Linked DNA regions of Mus musculus: all the other regions are linked to region 3. A link is a contact called in ENCODE Hi-C or POLR2A ChIA-PET data. All regions are on one chromosome and are shown on one strand. The core of a region is the stretch at or near the end of the contact, and the rest is flanking DNA. Distances in the headings are between cores, read along the strand shown.

Region 1 (4,703 bases), core at 216-2,715, 3.0 Mb after region 3:
ATTGAATTTTTAAAAGCAAAATAACGTTTAGTACTAGCCCTACAGCCAAAGCTGACCAAGTATTTACTCTTAATTTTTCTCAATTGTTTATTTCAATTTATTTCAGAATGTTCATGAAGATACGCACACTGAATTTTAGAGAAAGTTAAGGAATTTTCAGTATTAAAAAAAACAACATTATTTCATGTATAGACTTTTAAATTAAATTCCAGTGTGATTCTTTGATGGAGACCAGCTAGTTGGGAGGCTAAGGCAGGAGAATTCCTGGGATCAGATGTTCAAGACCAATATGAGCAATTCAGCAAGATCCCCATCTCAAAAACAGAAAGTTGTCTTTCAAGGGAAATAGTACTCTAACTTTCAAAGCGTAATCACAGAACACACACACACACACACACACACACACACACACATTTTTAAAATCTATTGTTTGAGTTTAGAAACAGTGTATAGCAGGTTAGTAAAATGTTTTCTTTTTTGGTGTAGAGGGTAATGAGGCTTCCTGTGACTTTAGACTTAACTCTCCAGGAAAACACCTTATGAACTTGTAATTATTATTCTGGGACGGAGAAGGAAAAATAAACGTAAAATAACAAACTTCAAAGTTGAAAGCAAAGTTTTTTGTTTTGTTTTGTTTTGTTTTTTTCTTTTTTTTGTCTCTCAACAGACATTAATGTCATAAGACATTTTGGTTGTAAGTGCAAAAGTATTAGTGGCTCCTAATGTATAAAGAACAGGCAAATTACTAATCTACAAGTCTAAACAAACAAACAAAAATTGTTTCTAAGTTTCTTCCCCATGCATTCACAAGTGGTTATCGTTCAAAAACAATAACTATAATTAATTAGAACCCAGTTAATAAAACCTAGTGATCTTTTTCAAGCACTCCTTTATAAAAATAATCACTTCCCCTGAGGATGGGGGACTAGCGGAAGGAAGGATGAGTGTAAGGGTCTCTGAGACAGCAGAGGGAGCTTTTAGTACAAGAAAGCAATGCTCCTCGGGGGCTCCTCGCGGCTCCGAGCGGTGGGCAGAACTGCATTTACTTAAATCCATGGGACGGAAGCAGGAACCTGTCAAAGGGGCGAGACTGGGGTCCAGCACCCACAGACCCGCGACTCCCAGGAAGGGAGGGCGATAGCTGACCTCGGCGGAGCCAGCGTGTTCGCCACAGAACCTTTTCCCCGCGGCCGCCACCATCCTGCAGAAGCGCTTCTTCTTTTCTACGAAGTAGTTGCATCTGCCGTCGATGGGAAATCCGATCGAGGGCGAAGTCGCCGCCGGAGCCTCCATAACGCTGGGTCCTTTTGAAAGCCTGGCTCAGCCCAAAGTTGTCAGTCCCCTTTGGTCCCACTTCCCTTAACAAACGTGGCCGCCTGAGGGGGGTGGGTCCACGGAAATGACGCATCAGCCCGGCTCGGTCGGTGCCCGAACCGGAAAAAGGTGACGGTGGCTGACGAGGTCCAAAGCTCCTTCGTTCCCTCTGTTTATCGTTTCCCTCCTCCTCCGCGGGAGCTGAGCGCCAAACTCAAACTCATCGGGACCGGCTCTTCTTTGCAGCCGGGACCGAAGGCCGGGCCTACTGGGCTTCTTCACCCTCCCGTCGGGGCAGCGGTCCGACATGAGTCAAGTTCTGTTCCAGCAGCTTGTTCCCTTGCTAGTGAAATGCAAAGACTGCGAGGAGAGGTGAGCTCCCGGAGCCGGCGGGTGGCGGTTGGGGTCGCGCCAATGGGGAAGATGGCGGCTGGGTTCCGTGGGGATCGGTCGGTCCGCGGGTGTCGGACTGTCACACCGGGAATCGGGAAGGGACCCTGCGGACTTAATGGATACCTTTGTTTGTGGCCGGGCCGGCCGTTGCGGAGGGGACGCGAGGAAAGGGAATGAGGAAATGGCAAGCCGACTCCTTCACGTCCGTGTTCTGGCCCTCAGCGGGACAGAGCCCAGCCTGTCCTTTCTGGGTGGCAACTCTGATTCTCCCTGTCATTTCCACAAAAGCTTCACGGTGACTTCAGGGAGCTGTCCGCACTAGGATTCAGGTCGCCCGGCCCTTCACTCATGCTCTCCTTTGAAGAACACTGGGGGTGAAGCTTTAGAACTCCATCTAAAAACAAAACAAAACGTTCAGTGACATATTTCGGTTCATCCGCACGTCAGTTTCAATCATTTAACCAACTCCCAAAACTGGAAAAATCAGGAATTCTGTACATTCAAAACATAAGTCAACCCGTAAAGCCCTTCGTCGGACCCCTGGGGATACCTTGATCTTCACAGAGTTTACACTAGGGTATCTTATCGCACAGATGAATGCAAACTTGCCACACTAACCACAGGCGATCTGATTTTTCCCTCTTTTACTAATAACTTTTTAGTTGTTAGTTTCTGTGAACATTACATTTTCTCATTTGCTAAATTGATTTAATATGTCTAGCTGTTCATTTGATTGCAATGAAGACCAGGTGTGAAAATGTTTGTAGAAACTAAACGGTGAAAAAAATGTTGAATTAAAAAACAACAAAAACAAAAAGAAGACACTGATGTATTGAGTCGCTGGACTGTTAAACTGTGGTATGCGATTTAAAATTAGGTCCAGAATCAACCAGCAAAGCAGTCAGAAAAATGGACTTAAAACATCAGCCGTATATAGGAATCTGTAGGTTATTTAATTGTCTTATTGTTTGTTTGATTTTGACAGTTGAAGTGGTGCCCTCACTTAGCATGCTCTACCACTGATGTGTAACCCCCACCCCACCCCAGCCTCTCATTGGTGATTATTTTGTGATGTTTAATATATAGACATGTAGTTATTGAATTCGGGCTAATCCAAACTGATGTCTGTAAGTATAAAATTCATAGATTTTGAAGACCTGCTAGTAACAGAAATGTAAAAAGTCTCAATTTTATGTTGATTATCTGTTGCGGCTTTATTTAGGGTATATTGGGGTCAAATGTATTCAAATTAATTTTTACTTTGAGAGTTATTTTTTTTAAGTAACTTCTAAACAGTTTAAAGTGACACACATGACTCAAGTTTGTGGTGTCCATTTTGTTTCTGTTGGGCAATATGGGCCATTACTTGTGATTCCATGCCTGACACTCTGAACTCTTCTTCGACACATTAAATTGTAATCACAGTTAATCGTGTTAAAACACAACTTCAACTTTAAAAATTACTCAGCCGGGCATGGTGGTGCACGCCTTTGATCCCAGCACTCGGGAGGCAGAGGCAGGCGGATTTCTGATTTCGAGGCCAGCCTGGTCTACAGAGTGAGTTCCAGGACAGCCAGGGCTGTACAGAGAAACCCTGTCTTGGGAAAAAAAAATTACTCTTGTTTAGAAACCCGATATTCCTATCACCCATGGCAAGGCTCAACCAGCTGTTCATAAATCAGATTTTTCTGGAGCACAGCCATCCTTATTTCTTACCCACTGTCTGTGGTTGCATCTGTGCGATGCAGAATCAATGAGCAATTGTATGGGAGTATTGGCTGGAAAATTACTGCGTGGCTTTTATGGTAGATTGTATATATATATATATGTATATATATATATATATATATATATATATATATATATATATTTTTTATGTATATGTATATATATGTGTATATATCTCCTCAGCACTGCAACAGCAACAATAAAGGGGCCGGGCTAGCAGGGTAGCGGAGAGGAACACAACCACACACGATTGTGACAGAGACTCTATAGCAGTGGCTTCTGATCTTCCTGATAATACAGTTCCTTATGTTGTGGTGACCCGCCCAACCATAAAATTATTTTTGTTGCTACTTTGTAACTGTACTTCTAATGTAAATATCTGTTTTTTATGATAGTCTAAGGTGACCCCTGTGAAAAGGTTGTTTGACTCTCATGGGGGACCAGACCTGTAAGTTGAGAACCACTGCTCCATAGTCTTCAAAGTCTAAAATATTCACTCTCTGACCTCCTAGAGAATAATTTTGCTAACCCCTGACCTATAGGAAGAACAACGTAGATTCCTTAGCCAACTATTGAAGAGCAGTTTACCCCAGCAAATACTTGCCTGCTGTGTACCCTAAACTATTCTGGGTACAGAGACCATGAGGTTTCCTTCCTTTCACCTCCGAACAGCAACATCAAAACCAGTCGCCATCTTGGTTCTCAGGGAACGCCCAGACACAGAATTGAGAAGACCCCCTCGGAGAAGCAGCGTAATGCAGGTTCCAGGGTTAGATCTGGAGCCAGATTGCCTGGGTTTAAAGTCCCAGTTCTGCCACTGCCTGGGTGATCTTGGACAGTTTGCTTACTGCGTGCACATTTCTGTGGGTTGAAGCTTTGTCCTTGCAGCATGCTGTCATCAATGCTGTTATCGACTACCACTACACTGTGCCCCCAGCTTACACTTTCACTTGTTTTTTGGTCTCATCTTTAAATTCAGAATAATAGTGCCTACTTCATGGCATTATTATTGAGGATGAGATTATTTAATGCATACAAAGAGCTTAAGATAGTAACTAGTATATGTTAATGATTCCCTACATCGTAGTTATTATTAGTAGTAAGGTGTGACCACATAAGTAGTATAGTAAAGGCATAGTAGAGGGGAAGGCGGTTGGGGAGACGATAGGGTAATTAGCAGGGAACCCTACCTAGAAGGAAGTGGTGCGAGCTTCCAGGATTGGATAACCACGTGTTCTTAAGTTTCGATTCCTAAACTCTCTCTCAGT
Region 2 (4,605 bases), core at 136-2,635, 2.3 Mb after region 3:
GCCAGCCTGTGGTGGTCAGGGGAGACCTCTGTGGAGTTGTTTTTCTTCCACCTTTAACTGGGTTCCAGGATTAAACTCAGGTTGTCAGACTTGCGTGACAAGTTCCTTTACCAGCATCTTGATAGCCTTCCTTTGGTTTGTTTGCTCTGTTGACAAGTCTTTTGTCAAATTTCTGGTTTGCAAACATTTTCTCTCAGTGTACGACTTCAGTCTTTTGAAGGGAGTTTTTATTATTAAAGTATGACTTTTTTTCCTCTCTCTTTGCAACATGCCTTTTATAGCATACCTGAGAAATCTCTCCCTGGATAGGTCAGATTTTCTTTTCTTTTCTTTTTTTTTTTTCTTCTGTTATAATTTTAGGTCTTTCCATTTACACCATGATCTATTTTGAGGTGTATGTATTTTAATATGGTGCAAAGAATAAATCAATTTAGTGGGAACAGGGAGAATCAGGTCTTCGTGCACCCTTGGAGGAAAAGGCTAGACTTAAGAAAAATCTGAAAGGCCATTACATTGTGCCAAGAGAAGCAATGAACTGTCTTCCCAACTTGGATAAAGTTACCAGTGAATTTAGGAAGAGCATCTGCAGTGTAAACTTTTCGCTTACTGGAGCTGCGTGTAACCAATCTTTAAGAATCTCTGCAACAACCGCTGAGAGGTTTAAAGCACTTTCCTTTTTGTTATGCGCTTCCCGCCATAGAACTACTTTCTTTTTTAAAATTATCCTTTGGTTAGCATACTAAGTAATGGGCTTCATTATGGCATTTTTCATCCGTATATGTCATCACATTCGTATTTAGTCATCCCTTGAGCACTCTTAAAAGGTCACTCTCCACCGAGGGTGACTAAGGCAGATTCCCTTGAGGCATTCTGGTATCAGATCCCAGGGACAAACCCCTAGAAGGAGTCACAGCCCCCCCCCCCCCCCTGGGAACTTAACAACCACACTCAGCAGGGCAAGCCAACCTGTCCCCTCACCAGGGTGACTTCTGGTTAAATTGCGACAGATCTACAGAGCGGGAATTCAAAGCTGAGCAAACGCGGGGTCGGTCAGGGAAGTCCCTCCGGTTGTTCCTGCCAGTGTGCGTCTGGAGGGCGATTGGGAGCTATCGTCATCAGCCCGGACGCCCTTTGGGGATGTTTGAGTCCTGGCTTGCCGGGAGCGTGGGCACGCTGGGTCCTTTCCAGGCGCACAGCTGGACCCATTCCTGACCCTTGACCTCTGCCCGGGAGTCAGCGAGTCCTGGAGGGCCTTGCGGGGGGTATGCGATCGCTCTATAGCTCGTTCCTGGAGCGGTCTGTCATCTCCGCCTCCTGCCAGTCGTAAAGTGCTGTGAAGGGCTCTGCGCTTTACGGCGCCGTTAGGTGAGACCCGGAAGCTCTGTCTCTGATGGGCACATGGTTTGGGGACTGCAATTATTAAAAGGCTGCAGTGAGACTTTGAGGGACGTCAGCGAATCACCTCCGAGTCTCTAAGCGGGTAATCGGATCACACTTTTAAAAACAGTCATTCCATTATTTTCTAAGAGTATGCAGGAGTGTCGGACGCACGCAGGGTGCCACCTTGGTTTTTATGTTCATCCCTAGACTTTAGGTCCCCGGTGTTAGCTGACGTTTTTCTGTTGTTCACTTCGCTCTGCAGTCTCCCCATCCCTGGAGTTCGGAATGCTTTACTTGATCGGCTTGGGCCTGGGAGATGCCAAGGACATCACAGTCAAGGGCCTGGAAGTTGTGAGACGATGCAGTCGCGTGTATCTGGAAGCCTACACCTCAGTCCTGACTGTAGGGAAGGAAGCCCTGGTACGTGATTAAAGTCCCCAGGCCTCTGGGGAAGACATCTAGCTAGCGTCCGATTCTCCTACCCTAGACTGCACAGACTCTAAGCGTCTGCTTTTTTTTTTTTTTTTTAAGCCCCTGTAAAACACACACCCTGTCCATTAAGATCTACTTCATACTCAGTGACTTGGGAAATGAAACGGTAGTTTGTCCTACTTTACAAGTCTAATTTTGTGCCTTTCTCCAGTAAATAAAAAAAAAAAAGTTATTTTACACTCTTGGGGATAGTTATCAAATCCGTTATTTCATGAGCTAGCCAGACATCCTTTCCGAGTTGAGTGCTAATGAGGTGCTGACACAGGCTTAATGAGTTGCTTATACATTCAGCAAGCGATCTGAAAGCTTCCGTCTTTGAAGTAGTTCCATAGGGAACAGCGATCTCATTTTTTTTTGTCTGCAACATAGCCAAAGAGACCTTACATGTACTCTCCCAGGAAGGCTGTCATTCCCACATGTACATATAGAGTGACTAAGTAACCAGAGGATGTATTAGTGCATTATATACCTTAAACAGGGTAAATATGTAAATAATAGTTACAACAAGAAGGGTCAGTTTCTGCTTGATTGTCAAACTTAAAGTGAACCCTATATTGAGATAAGATGCTGATGTGTTGTTAGAGGAGGAGAGGAAGGTTTTTTTGTTTTGTTTTGTTTTTTTAAATTGTCAAGTCTTCCATATAAAAGTGTGGGCCAGAGAACTTCCGGTCATATCTCTCAGATTCACAACTCAGAATTTTGAAGGTTTCAGGGTTATGTTAAAAATCTTGAATCCTAAATAGGCTTCTTCTTAAGTTGGTCATGAATTAGAAAAAAAAAAAAAAAAGTAGTGTTTAATGGTCAGTTTGACTTGCTGGCCACACTTGTCGGTGTTTATACTTACTTCAAGATGATAGAAATATGTCTTGGATCAGTGATCAGAAACTATAATGGACCTAAAACCATTTGAGAAAATAGATAACTGGCAGGTTAATCGAATAGAATATTAAACACAGCCAGGGCTACACAGAGAAACCCTGTCTCTAAAACAAAAACAAAAACCAAAAACAAACAAAAAGGGAAGACAGGCAGTCGTGGCACACACCTTTAATCCCAGCACTTGGGAGGCAGAGGCAGGCAGGTTTCTGAGTTCAAGGCCAGCCTGGTCTACAGAGTAAGTTCCAGGACAGACAGGGCTACACAGAGAAATCCTGTCTCAACCCCCCACCCCCAAAAAAGCAAAAAACAAAAGAATATTAGACAATAGCTTAGAGCAAAATTGGGACATAACTTGTTTTGCCTTGTGACATGTCCCTGGACAATTCCTTTACATTTAATTTCTTATAAATTGAGGTCAGGATGTGTTTGCCTTCTAGGCTCTTAGAACAGTGTCCATCACAAAAGTTTTCAGACATTTTAGCTGCTAGCAGATATATTTCCAAATTTCTAAATGCTAGTTTCTCCATTTGTCAAAGAAAAAATAACCAATTGAAAGTTATATAGTATTTATTAAGGTGTATGTGAAAATGCTTTATAAATTATAAGTGTTAGTAAATATTAATTTTTCAAGGTTTTCCCCTAAGCATAAATGTAATTATTAGGGGTCTGGGCTTACCTTACCTATAAGTAAATTTTGTGTAGTTTTTTTAAGGTACCAGAATATCTGTTATTTCATAGTGATAAGTGTTGATATTTTTGGAACATTTATTTTGCTGTTTTGTTTATTTTCCTGACAGTGCTTGGAATTGAACCCAAGGTCTCTCAACATGCTCCACAATTGCTTTGCCACAGAGCTACAATACCCAGCCCTCTATAGTTACTGCTCCCATTTTGTGGGATGTTCCAAAAACTTGTCCAGTATCATACAGATAGTGACAGAACAACATTCAAACTAAAGTATCTCTGAGTTGAGAATTATCCTTCCAGACTTTCATACATTCTCTCTGCATTCTTAGCTTTAGATAGTAACTACACAAAGTATAACAGAGAAGTTATAGCAAGCAAAATGGTTTGGACTGGATCTTATTTTATTACAGAATTCTTCTAGTATTGTCTTCATGTCCTCCAGGTTCTTAGTTCCTGTTCTTCCCCGAGTAGCTTGCCACAGGATCCCATCTGTACCATCCGCCTCAAGTCACTCATTTATAAGTTCATGCCTTATATTTCCAGTACAATTGTAGAACCTCTTTCTCTTCAGTCTTCTTCTGTTTTTCACTTGCACATTTTCTTGTTAAAACAAACTGATTTTTTTTAAACTGTTGATGTATATCTTTATGAAGTCTGGTTTCAGCTAAAGATCATTATATTGCAGGGAAAAGATAGTTCTATTTTCTATAATGAACATATGCTTTCATTTTGTTAATAATCAGCCAGTCAAGATTTTATAAAAGACACATACAGATGTTGGTAAAGAAATTCCAAGTTTGTCTGTTCGCTGTTGTTGTAGTGTTTTAATATAGTCTCCAAAAGAAGTGTAGAGATAGCAGACCTGAGAAAGAGTTATCATCATTTTTGGTATATGCAACTTTAGCTTCCTTCAGGTAATTACTGTTGATCCTTTAAATCTTACATGCTTATTCGTTGAATGCATTTGTACTTTATATAAAAATGTATAAGCAGTAGAGTCTACAAGTGGTTCAGGGTCTGTCTGCATTATACCTAAGAAAACTTAATGAAAGACTTAAGTTATTTATAAAAGTAGTGGGAGGAAGAAACTATAACATGTCTGTAAATAACTGAAATAAATAGCTGGTTATTTAAACCGGTGTCTTGGAAACCCATAATCTAAACCAG
Region 3 (4,471 bases), core at 1,105-3,604:
GTATCAAGTTCTTTTAGGACACCTACTAAATAAAATTTAATACTTCTCTTCCACTTAAATACAATCTCACATTTTTAGTTCTACCACTGATGTTAGCTCCTGACAGACTTCTCACATTTCATGGCCAATTCCATTGTTTCTTAAACCTGAAAAACCCATTTCTTCTTGTTTTCATGTCAAAATTCAATGAATCAGAGGCCTAGTTCAAAAGGGATAGCTTTTACAAATGATTCCTTGGGTTTATACCTTTTAATACTTGTAAAGTTTTTGAACCATAAACACTAGATATGTTTATCTAATATGCTTTATAATTTTTTTTAAATTATACTAGAATCCTTCTCTTACTTAATAATCTACGGTTCTCAAGTCTCAGTATCTAAGCACTGGAGAAGCTCTGATATCTGTCAAGCCAATTGTGACCTTTTGGGAAAACTCTTGGGACACAAATGATTTTGCTTTTAAAAAGGACAGTTTATTATTACTTGTCACTTTTGTCCTAAGATTGGATAAGAAATCTCTGAAAACTTTAACAATAAAGAAAAAGACATACCTTTATTGCTGCTTTTTCATTAGGGAAAGTAGCAAATGCTGTGTGTTTCTGAAATAAAATTAAGGCACATATTATTTCCAGTGTTTCAAAAGTCTAATAAAAAGTAACATTTTAAAAACATGCAATATATTAATGAAAGTATCGGAAAGGATGGAAATTTTAGACTATTTAACTGATCACTAGTTTCAGTCTAGAGGTTCCGAATCTTCTAGGGTCAGACTTCTTGGACTTGCACGCTCTTCAGCTTTGCCTCTCAACATAAATGAATAAGGACAAACACAATATATTTTATAATAGCAAAGAGTTCAACAGACCACAATTTTTAAAAAAACTCTCTACTCCTGGGGACCAGAGAGATGGGACAGTGGTAAAAGTCAGTAGGGCTCTTACCAAGGGCATCATTGGGAAGATGTCCCAATGTCCATGTTCAGCAACTTCATAACCACCTGTACTCCTACAAACCCCCAAAATATACACAAATGTACAACATAATTAAAAGTATAATAAATCTTAAAGCATCTCCTCTTTCCAAAAAAGATCACTCTTAAAACATTTAGGGCTGGTGAGATGGCTCAGCGGGTGAGAGAACTGACTGCTCTTCCAGAGGTCCTGAGTTCAAATCCCAGCAACCACAAGTTGGCTCACAACCACCCATAATGAGATCTGAAGATAGCCACACTGTACTTACATATAATAAATAAATAAAACCTTAAAAAAAAAAAAAACCCTCAGCATAGCCTTTCTAGACTGTGAGTTTCATGTCCACACAAAAGTGATGCATGGAGAAGCTTGATTCATTATTAAAATGAAAAATTTATACATATGGAATACCCTTTTTCATCTCACTCAAAAGTCTTTTCAGTCTATACAAGATAAAATTTAAAATCATTTACTAACAGTGAAATCACCCCTCAAGGTGCATTGTCTCTTTTTGCTTTGTTTCTATAATTTCAGTAATAAGTCTAATTTTCTCATTTGAATTCTATTTTGAATACCATCCTGAAAAAGGTGAACAAATTATATTACTGGTAAGTTTGAGTTGTTTATTAGAACTCTGAATTTGTCCAATCTGATTCAAGGAGAGCCTACTGTATTTAGATTGAATTAAGGGATATTTGTATTTGCATTTTGTTAATCTATTAAGTCTATTACACTCAAATTTTTGCTATTATGTATATCCTGCTCTACAACCCAGGATTTAAAAGCAATTTTTTAAAATAAAAATACAAAACCAAAAACCTTGCATACGACTATGAGAATCTAACAGAAACAGTATTTTCAAGTCTAGGCTAGTTTTGAATTCGACCGGGCGGGTGCGCTCGCCGGTAGAAACCTCTACACAGTCCCTGCGTGGCTCAGCCTTAATCTAACTGGCTCAAGGTTCAATTCCATGCTCGCCTCTCTGGTAGGCAAGCTGCGCAGGCGCAGACCGCGAGCCTAGTCCTGTTTCTCCCGGTCCTAGCGGCCCGGCTCCGCCCCGCCCCGCCCCGCCCCGCCCCGCCCGCTGCGCACGCTTACCAGGCGCCCCTTATCTGACAGGACGCGCACCGACTGCGCCCCGAAGTACTTCAGTAAGTCCTCCTTCTCCTCAGCCGTCAGCTCGGCCGGCAGGTGCCTGACGAGGAGGGTGCGGTCTCCCCGGGGCGGAGAAAGCGAAGCGGAGCCTGGGCCGCCTCGGGACAGCGGCATCGGCGGCTCAGGCCCCGCCATCTAGCTTCCCTGCAGAAGCGGCCAGAGACGGAACCTCCGCGCAAGCTTCCGGCCGAACTCCCGCAGTCACCGAGGCTGAGCGGAAGATAGTTTCCGCTTCGCGCTAAGGATTCTGGACGCAGGGAAATCCCGCGAGAGGAGAACTCCTCGCGAGAATGGCCTCCGGGAGAGTCGCTCTTCTCTTTTCGGGACTGTTGCGGGGGAGAGCGCCTAGGAGTCGTGCTTTAAGTTTAATGAGAGGTTGTAATAAAATAAAGACTGAAAGAGACGCCACTGTTAGAAGGACAGCAATCTCATCGAAGAACGTCAGTCATGCAAAAGAAAAATACTGTAATCCCAGGGATCAAGTACTGAAGGAACCGTGCAAGGGCTGTTGCTCCCTGGGCTCTTAATCCAGATTTTTCAGAAAGTGAATCTGGCTGGTGAATGGAGAACGCTCGGGAAATGTCAAGTGTGTTCCTAGCATTTAGGACTGGTGAAACACAAGTCTCCAGCCTCAGATTCAACAGTGCAGGCGAGAGAGCACGCCGTTATCAGTCGGCAAATACAGGCTGAAAGTTCTCGCCACGGTTTGTTTATTAAACAAAATTGGCTTCTTCCATGAGTAAATACCTAAAAATGTGTTAGCGTACGTATTCATGGATGTAAGTTCTCTTCTCACCACCTCACGACTGAGAGTACTGACGTAGATTAAGACTCATTGCTAACCAATAGGTGAGATCTGAGCCCTTGCACCCAAGTTGGAGTCTACACTGTTGTGACTAAGATTCGGCCCTGGTGGTCTAAAGTAATATCCCTTACAGATTAATCAAGATGTGTATGCTCACTCCGTAGTCCTAGGGTGTCTTTTACTTCTAATTTGCTTGATGGATATGAGCCAGTTAGTACACAGTACTTCAAAGATCCGCTTTGAGGAAGCATTGCATGGGGAGATAAATTACCAAAATATTGAGTGACTAGAGACAGATCTTGTGAACCTTAGAGGTTTGTTAGGAACCTTGCTCATGGGAACAGAAGCCGACAGACTTAAGAGTGTGTGGAAGGAATAGTTAAATTTTACGTTTAAAAATCTCTTTGATTTCACTATGAGTAATATAGCAGAAACCGGGCATGGTGGCACACACCTTTCATTCTAAGTTCCCAAGAGGCAGAGACAGATGCATCTCAAGTGATTTTGAGGCCAGCGTGGGTGACACTGAGTTCCAGGACAACCAGAGCTATGTAAAGACACAAAGGAAAGGAAGAAAGAAAAGAAAAAGTGGGGAGCACTCAGAGGAAATCTAGTTCCGTTTCACATCAAATTATTAGTTCACAAGTGTGAGGCTATAAAACAATATGCCTCCCCTCCACACACCAGTACAGTATTTATGGGAGCAAATATCTATCATAAGCTCTTAAGAAAGTGCATCAGTTTTTGTGCCTTGGTCAATAAGTTTATTGTCTTTATTTAAAAAAAAAAAAGCTTAATAGAAACTTGCTTTAGCTCTCAGCAGCTCATTTCTGAGCTGTGAGGAAGTGTGCCCTTCTTCTGAGCAACCCAATATTTCTTCTGCAACATTTTGACCCATGATGTGCTTCTGATGTACATCTGCATTGAAATCCTTGCTTTCAAAATAAAAACCAGGGAATTGTTTAGGTCTATGAGGGATAGACAAGCCTCCATTCACATCTCCCTTCAGGGTACCACTGTAATTTGGGCAAGACCTGCATCCAAATACCAAGTGCAGGTGCCAAGCATTGATAGTCTTATCAATGCTTTCCACATTGTATTCATCTTTAGTCACCTCCACCTGACCTTCATAGATCTTGTACATTCCAAACCTATTGCAAAGCCTGTGGGCCAGCAGCAGGCCAGTATACTAGGCTACAGCATAATTGGTGAGGCCAACTTTCACCTGTATTTTGACAGTTCATATACATATGCTGTGCAGCCTATCATATCCTCCTTTTACAGGTATATACAATCGAGTAGTGGCATGAACTACTATCTTATATTTGAGCAGCTTAATTTTGCCATTTATCAGCAATCATTTATGAGCATGGTAGTCATTTTTACCTTCTGGTAGCCTTCTAAATCTCACTTGGTATCTCTAAAGTAGGCTTTATTCTTGACAACTTTGGTAAACCTCATTCTGTGGAACAGAAATCCAAAACCACAGATCTGCAGACCTGGAAGCTGTGGCTGGAGGGTGGGGCAAGTCTCATATGTCC

Evidence for each region. A loop is a pair of places that touch in the nucleus more often than their neighbours do. ChIA-PET counts read pairs that join two places held with the same protein, here RNA polymerase II (POLR2A).
Region 1: a map of gastrocnemius shows a loop between it and region 3 (11-fold over the local background). The contact joins the promoter of Sass6 here to the promoter of Rnpc3 in region 3. A Hi-C loop is called at or near these places in 3 of 37 maps with a recorded cell type or tissue (T-helper 17 cell and gastrocnemius).
Region 2: a map of regulatory T cell shows a loop between it and region 3 (7-fold over the local background). The contact joins the promoter of Dph5 here to the promoter of Rnpc3 in region 3. A Hi-C loop is called at or near these places in 1 of 37 maps with a recorded cell type or tissue (regulatory T cell). POLR2A ChIA-PET finds 5 or more read pairs at or near these places in 2 of 5 experiments (Patski and embryonic stem cell).

Annotation. Positions count from the first base shown.
Region 1 is chr3:116,593,493-116,598,195 of GRCm38, forward strand. Sass6 (SAS-6 centriolar assembly protein) reads left to right here and starts at 1,466. Exons shown (of 17, transcript NM_028349.3): 1 at 1,466-1,686. The coding sequence starts at 1,622. It overlaps Trmt13 (tRNA methyltransferase 13), which reads right to left. Exons shown (of 12, transcript NM_030016.3): 2 at 1,147-2,101. The coding sequence starts at 1,293.
Region 2 is chr3:115,886,798-115,891,402 of GRCm38, forward strand. Dph5 (diphthamide biosynthesis 5) reads left to right here and starts at 1,386. Exons shown (of 8, transcript NM_027193.2): 1 at 1,386-1,480; 2 at 1,643-1,800. The coding sequence starts at 1,666. A930005H10Rik (RIKEN cDNA A930005H10 gene) reads right to left here and starts at 1,333. Exons shown (of 2, transcript NR_015487.1): 1 at 967-1,333.
Region 3 is chr3:113,627,795-113,632,265 of GRCm38, forward strand. Rnpc3 (RNA-binding region (RNP1, RRM) containing 3) reads right to left here and starts at 2,355. Exons shown (of 15, transcript NM_001038696.1): 1 at 2,069-2,355; 2 at 551-598. The coding sequence starts at 2,260. It also overlaps the pseudogene Gm17954.